Regions from separate parts of the Homo sapiens genome. Here all the other regions are linked to region 2. The links are chromatin loops, found by intact Hi-C in ENCODE. Cell type or tissue: IMR-90. All regions are shown on one strand.

Evidence for each region. Hi-C counts contacts between places; a loop is a spot of excess contacts. Peaks named below come from ENCODE experiments on the same cell type or tissue, not always from the same donor. Only the 100,000 strongest peaks of a DNase experiment are listed, where the experiment ranks them.
Region 1: it touches region 2 in a loop (5-fold over the local background); 2 of 110 quality-filtered maps call a loop at or near these places.
Region 3: a loop joins it to region 2, with 2.6 times the contacts of the local background. A loop is called at or near these places in 2 of 110 quality-filtered maps.

Annotation. Positions count from the first base shown.
Region 1 is chr1:217,417,637-217,420,136 of GRCh38, reverse strand. No RefSeq gene overlaps it. Among named protein-coding and RNA genes, the nearest start is that of GPATCH2, 210 kb to the left of the region's middle. In IMR-90, no CTCF peak of the experiment used is centred here; no DNase peak of the experiment used is centred here; H3K4me3 peaks cover 309 bases; H3K27ac peaks cover 755 bases.
Region 2 is chr1:217,659,547-217,662,046 of GRCh38, reverse strand. All of the region lies in intron 3 of SPATA17 (spermatogenesis associated 17), which reads right to left. Among named protein-coding and RNA genes, the nearest start is that of SPATA17, 29 kb to the right of the region's middle. RefSeq lists an enhancer at 941-2,140. In IMR-90, a CTCF peak has its summit at 1,073; DNase peaks (open chromatin) are centred at 1,226 and 1,526; H3K27ac peaks cover 540 bases.
Region 3 is chr1:217,133,587-217,136,086 of GRCh38, reverse strand. It overlaps a transcript of ESRRG not described here. Among named protein-coding and RNA genes, the nearest start is that of ESRRG, 410 kb to the right of the region's middle. RefSeq lists enhancers at 1-90, 1,639-2,405 and a silencer at 1,186-1,480. In IMR-90, no CTCF peak of the experiment used is centred here; no DNase peak of the experiment used is centred here; H3K4me3 peaks cover 869 bases; H3K27me3 peaks cover 1,642 bases.

The DNA of each region.
Region 1 (2,500 bases), 240 kb after region 2:
AGAATGTGAAAAGTATGTATTGGCTGGTTTAAAATTTTTAAAAAGTGGTGGGGGCTGGGGGGGCGGCACTGGGTTTTGAGTAAAAAGAAGCCAAAAGACATTTATTTTAAAAGAAGACGTTAAACTAATCAAAAGGTGAGCTAGTATGAAATAGCAGTCTAAATTAGCTGAAACCCTTCGTGAATCCGTTGACGACAACATTTCAGCCCTACTCTAGGGTGATGGGCAGAAATGTTTTAACACACCTAAGAGTCTAACCTCCTCTCTCCATTTCCTAATCATGTCTGGCAGTAGGTTGAGCGAGCAAAGATTTTTTGGTGCACCTCACACTGGGTGCAGGCATTGTGCATTCCTGTGTTGATGAGTAGCGTAGGGTTTTTCTGTGACCCTCTCCCGGTCCATTCTTTAATCTGACTTTTGCACCTGTGAAAATAACCACAGCACCTCGCAGGTCATTAGGCTAGGTAAACAGCTCATTACAGAGTGAAATGAGACCAATGATAGTCATATTCTGCCAATGCAGAATGTGTCTATTTCCTATTATCTAATTAAATGCCACTTCCTAAGTATTTATGGAGCATCTGCCATGTGCTTATCACCAAGTTGGTTGCTGCAAGGATTCATAAGAATTTTATACTGTACTCTCCACCCACAAGGGATTTAGCATCTTTTTGGAAATATGCAACATATATTCAGGAATGATATTCAAAATAGTTCATAATCAGACTGGCACAGGCACCAGCCAATGAGACTGGAAACCCATCTTATCTGAATGAATGCCAGCTATTAATAACTGACAGAGTGTGATGGTGCATGCTGGTGAATACCAGCCTTGCTTTCATCTGATTTTTTTTAACTGTTGAAGAAAAAAAAACGTTTAAAATCTTATACTGACTCTAATCAAATGCCAGTATATATGATGGAATGTAAATGCCGGATATGCAGCTCTTACTTGTCCACAGCAGACACCATGAAAGTGTTACTTTCTTGTCCAAAGTCAGAGTGGCTGCTTGCACAATTTTATTTGAGGGAAAATATTTTTTTCAAGCAAATGCTGAAGAAATGAGTGTGACTATTTCACACAGGCAGCCTCCAGCTGAATTCCTTAACTAAGAGGAACATTCAGCGAAATCTGTAAACAAAATGTCTGCCAGAGGTGACAAGAAAATGTAGCTCCATGCCTTCCACTGAGTATAATTTCTTAGTGAGGCCAGCTGGCATTTTGCAAAAGTTTACCTGTTGTCAAACCTGCTGGTGACCGTGCTGTTCTGATTTAGAAATAAAGGATTGACTCAGAGGTGTCTAAAATCATTCTGCAGGATGATAATTCCCAGCTTTAACACCAAAATAAGAGGCAAATCATCAGGGCTGGCTCCTGTTTGGATCTCACGCTTAACTCAGTCTTTATAGGTTGTCCGTGTCGCCGGGAGAGGAGGTCACGGGGTAGGCTCGGGATGGGCTTAGCAAAAGCAGGCTGTCTCTGTTTGGTGCTGCCTGCTGCCTGTGGAGGGTTCCCCCATCTCGGGCCCTGTGTGAGTGAATGGCCCATAAGTACACAAAGTGGTTTTTGAAATCTGAGTAAGAGCTCAGCTATCATCTATGAAATTGTGGATCATGGAGTAGAAATTATGAAGAGATCCTGTTTTTCGCTTTGTTTTATTGGCAAGCATCCTGAGTGATACTGACTCTTTCCATAATAAACTGTCATCGGACACAATTGTTTCAGAATATGGTCTCGGTGTTTGATTGCAGGGTCTGCAGACTCAGACAGTGGGAATGCAATGCTTAAGCTTCTTCACTTATTGCCTGCTGGTGTACAAATATAGGATTTGGCAATTTAGCCTAAAGCCTTCGTCTCTCCCGCTACATCCACCCGCTCTGGGAGGCTCCAGGAACGCAACTTGCCACAGGCTCCCAGGCAAGAGGAGGCCCATAGAGCTGATATCAGAGCCAAGGTGTGGGCCTGCCTCATGTATAATCCACCCTCAAAACACAGTCTGATGGACCCCTTGCTAGAGTTGAACTTTGGACTCCCCACCACTGAAATAAAAAAATAAATAACTGCCAAATCCTCATAAATGCTGAAAAGAAGCAGCTGGTAGCCACTTTAATAATAGGAATAAAAATAAAACTAAAGCTGGGTACAAAAAAGCTTATATCTGTAAAAAGAGAATTAATGTAAAGAAGGGGATCAAAGCCACGTTTGTGTCATGCCACTTTGTCACAGAGGCAGGCAGGAGAAGGGAAGGCATTTCAAAATCAGAAACCAGCTTGACGCCCACCAGATAATAGCACAAAATGCACCTTAAAATCCCTGTGTTAACATGCTCTGTTGGGACAGGGATGGAGTTATTTCCATTTCCTCTTACAGGAGAAGAATCCCCCTATAACAACAATATTGATGGGATAGCTTTCTTTGTACAGAGGCATCCATGTTGACCCTGCCTGGCAGCGGAGTCCTTCCTGAATTTTGTTTAATCCAAATGCTTTGCTAGTAACT
Region 2 (2,500 bases):
AGAAGCAAATGAAAGGATATTTCTACATTTTTGTGGTACTATTGCTTAAAAGAATGACTTATTTTTATTTCCCCATTTATGAAACGAATGGAGTAAGGAAGGGGTAAGGAAAAGCTAACTAGAACACTACACAGCTAAAACAAGATGGGTCCCCAAATAGTAGGACTATTTGATTGTATAATGAAATGAACAGGCCACAGTAAAATTAAACCAAGAGTTCAGCATGCATAAAATGCATGTGCACTGAGCACATGCACCAGGTGACAATAAGTTTGTTACCAATAAAAAGGAGAATCAGAGCACATCCTCAATAATAGGAAAGAATTTTCACAGTTGTGACCCAACAGTTCTGTACCCCTAAGATAGGCAAATTTGGGTTATGTTGCTAGATATAGCAGTATGAAAGTCAGCAGAAAGGCCTAAAATGGAAGTTGAAAAGAAAAACAAAAACAACAGTCATACAGGAAGCAAAAAAGAGGCAAACAAATCACAAAACAAGACTGGAATAGCTCTATTATTGTGGGTTAATGAAGTCACTGCAATGCAGAGCACATGACTCTTTAGGACTTGATAAGCTATTTGATGTCACCATGAGAATTATTTAAAAGCTGGATATAAATATTTGGGTATAGGAGAATTTTGAGGAAAGTTGACTTTCCTCACTAAAGAGATCCCAGAACTTCTATCTTTTCACAGTCCTCTTTCTGCTTGAACTTCACATTTGACAACTCCAAGTTTCCTATAAGTTTTCTCCTCTAATTCCTGTGATATAACATCACTGTTTTCCTGTTTATTCTTATTTTTAATTCCCTTTCCTCTTCCTAAATTCTACCTAATGCATTCCACAAGCCTCAATTCTTAGACACCATTCTGTACTGTTCACATACTTTTTTCATTAGGTAGAAAATCCTGTCATCTTATAACTATGGATCTAGAACTTTTATCTCCAGTGCTGATCTTTAATCTAAGCTCCCATTCAATAGCTTGGTTTAACAAATATTTGTTGAGTTCTAATTTTGATGTGCCAGAGATTTTGCTGAGTTTGCACCATCGCCTTACAAGATACCACCACATGGAGGTGTCCTAACATCATCACAAACTCCAAAAGCTCCAAACATCTTTTTGTAAGCATAACCGAGTAACCCATTCAGAATGTTTCTTATAAACATCCTTGCTTTTGTTATCATTATAACTATCAATCAGCTTTGCTGAGATAAAAATACAACCATTGCAGTAGGTTGCAAAACAACAAAAGTTTATTTCTTACTCACACTACATGTGAGCTAAGGTTCCCTGTAGCTATGTCCCACATATCTCTTCGTCTCAGCCCTAAGGTTGAAGGAGCAAGCTGGATCTAAGGTATGCCATTCTTTTGCCAGAGGAAAAGACCGAGAACACCTCTTTAAAGCTTCAGTTTGGGTGTGGCATATATCCCATCTGCTCACAACACATAGACAAGCCCCACATCGGTGGGATGAGTATGAATCATCCTTTTTATGAAGAAGGGGAGATGGGATGACTAATTTTGAACAAGAATACAATCCACCCTGGCACATACTGATGTTAATCATCATCTACATTGGTCATAGCAAACATCTTCCAACTTGTATCCCTGTGAATCATTTATCCAGTTGGTAAAAATTTCAGTAGGCCTTTTATGTGTCAGTCACAGGGATATTTTTGAGATATAATTAGACTCATCACTGCTACTCAGGAGCTTCCAATCAAATGAGAGAGATGTAAATAAACAAATGTATCAGTGAGAGAAATGCCTACATGACAAGCATTTAAGAAGACAAAATTAATGTTTTCAGTATTCCCAAATTTTACTTTCTACTAAGATTAGGAAAAGTTGATCTTCAAGTAAAGTCTTGAGGGATACGTAGGAAATAAGACCAATGAGAGGCATGTTAGAGTGAAGAAAAGCATTCCAGGCAGAGGGAACAGCATTTGCCAAAAATCTTTGGGTGATAAGGACACTGCATATTTGGGCAATGGCAAGTGGTTGAATACGACTAAAGCATATTTACATAGGTATAGCAAGAAGTGACATTAGATAAGAAGCAATGGTAAGACCATGGAAGACCTCACATGTCATGTTAAAAAGCAAGGACTTTACATTGTATGCTATGGGAAGGAGGACTACAGGCATGGCAGTAAAATGATGCAGTTTAGTTTGGAATCAAGAGGCTTTTAAGAGGGAAAGTAAAAATGATTTGATGACCAATAGAAGGTGAGATAGGGAACAAGAGGTGGTAGAGAGTCTAGGATGACTGTTTCTCAGGGTTCGATTTCTGGTTGAATTGCAGTACTATTTACCTGAAAAAAAGAAATATAGGACGAGCCAATTTGGGCCACCCGAGGGACATCCAGAGAAGATGTTTAGTATTTAGTATGTGGATCTATATAGATATATATGGATCAGGAGCTGAGAACCCTAGGCACATCATTTAGTCTCCCTGAGTACCAATTTCTTCATCTATAAAACAGATACCACCTG
Region 3 (2,500 bases), 530 kb after region 2:
GGGTAGAGAAGGTCAGATAAATGGCGAGATTCTTACCCCCTTCCGCAAAAATTAACACCACTACTGTAAATTCTAATAAAATTAAATTTCATCTCTCTCTCCCAATCTATCCCCTCACAACTACTGCAAAGGGGGCGGGGGTGGGAGTAAGGTCGTCCCCAGAAAAGGGGGGATCTTGAGCAAAATGCACGCCTGCTCCTCTTATTTGTTAGTTGCTTCGGTCAAAAAGTTTGCTATTTATAGGCTACACGCGGCAGCCCGAATCCCCGCGCCCGCTTCCGAGTGCAAAGTGAGAGCGATCCCGGAGGCGCCCAGCGGCCCGACTCCGTCGTGTCCCGTGATTTGTTTTGTTTTATTTCTGCTCTCACGCGGCAAGCAGCCAGGGAGAAGACCGTGGGGAGCCCCGAAACACCCTCTGGTAGTGGCAAAGAAAACAGTTCTGCAGTCGGTGAATGTGGGTCCGCGCCTGACCCCGCTTCGCGCGCGCGGGCGAAAAGGCTGGGAGGAGGTGCAGCCGCCCTGCCGCCGCCGCCGCCAACACCGCCGCCGCCGCCGCCGCGCGCGCGCCCCTTGCTCAGTCCTTGGCCTCCGCCTCTGCCCCTTCAACCTCCAGCTCCACACGCTTTCTCTTGTCCCTCCTCCCCCTTTGATTTCTCCCTTCTCATTCTCTATTTCGCTGTATCTCTTACCCTCCCCTCACCTCTTTGGCCCTACCCTCAACTTCCAGCTGAGTTTGCATCTGGGCGCAAAATGAGTCAAGACTGGCCTTTACGTGGGAGGCGGGGTGGGCGTGTGTGTTTCATAAAGAATAAAACTGTACGGGGCTGGGCGGAGCAGGGGGTGAGGAGGGGGAAAAGCGCGTGCCCGAGCTGGCCCTAGAGGGCTGCCCCGCGCGCTGGGGGAGGGGACGAGGTGCGTCCAGATGGAGACCTTTCCTTTCGCAGTAGCTCTGACCTGGGAATGAGGACGCAGTGCCCAGGAAGCCTGGCCATTTGGCACCATCCCTCTGCGGTGCGGGGACAGATCTCTCTTAATCAAAATCTCAGAACCGCCCTGGGCGGAAAGCGGGGAAAGGAGAGGAAGGAGAGGCTGGGACTAGCCGGAAATAGAGTCAGGGTCAGGTCCCTGAATTCCAGGTAAACTGGGCGCTGCGGCACCTTTTTCCAGCGGCTGCGGCCAGGACTCGCTTGCTGTGAGAGCAAAGGTGCAAGCGGATCGCGGCGGTCGGTCCACAGGCCTTGACCTTGTCCTCTTTTTCTAAATGCCAGAGCCGCAGACTATGCGGTTTTAGAAATCAAACGTCAAGGGGACGGGACCACAGCAGGCTGGCGAGGTTCCTCGAGCCTCAGCCCGGAGCAAGAGAAACGTAGCCGCGCCAAACACGCGGGGAAGAGCTGTGCGCTCGGAGCCGCAGCCAGGCGCTCTTTCTCTCAGGCGCGCAGCGGCTGGCTGGAAACTCGCGCACGGCGGGTCAAAGTGCCCTTTCCCGCCTGAGCTGAGGTACACTTTTGGGGGTACGGGGTGTGGAGAAAGTTGTGACTGAAAATAACCTCGGGTCTTGGATCCATGAGGCCGAAAATGAGAGGCCAGAGCGGGGGTAGGGAGGAATTAAGAACAAGTAAGTGGAGACCGCTGGCTTCGCTTCTCTGGCGCGCAGGGCCCTGTGCCCTCACTGCGCGCATCGAGATCAACTTCTTAGGCACCACCAGTTTCTCCTTCCTCTGTAGATGTCGCAGTTAGAGTCCCCTTTTGGCCACATTCCCCCAAAAGTGCCCAGGCGGTCTTTGCGGATAGATTAGCAGGGAGAGAAGATCCAGCGCCAGTCTGTGTCGGTGCCATTTGGAGGAGACCTACTCCCCAGGGTGTGTGCGCCCGAAGTTCCCCGTCACAAACCATGGGGGCTGGAGCGCGGTCTGTTCCCAGCTCGCATCCCCAGTTCCCTCCCGAGCTCACATTGCAGCAGCAGTCTGGTTCAGACAGGACCCGGGGCGCCCGCATCTGGCCCGGAGCTGCCCAGATTCTCAACCTGGCCCTCCCAAAACCGCTTTCCAAAACTCAACTGCAAAGTTAAAAGCAGAAACAAGTTTCTGCCACTAACTCTGGGCCACATTCGGGGATATGGGTAGATGCGAAACTTAGTACATCTTCATAGGCAGAAACCGGTGGCTCTGACCTCTAAATGTTGGAATTCAGGTGCTGGAGGTGCGATGTCTCAGTATCTCTCAGCCCCATTCCCCAACTGTAAATGCGCTCAGCTCTTTGGTTGAGGGTTTATCTTAGCTGTTGATCTTTGCCCTAGGCCCTAATGGGAAGGGAAGGAAAGGAGAGAACAGGTCAAAGTAAGAAAGGCAGAAGTACTGAGGAAAAGAGAGAAGGAAAAGACTCAAAGTAAAAGCACAGTTAGAAAGAAAGAAAGAAAGAAAGAAAGAAAGAAAGAAAGAGAGAGAGAGAGAGAAAGAAAGAAAGAAAGAAAGAAAGAAAAAAGGAAAACACCATTGCT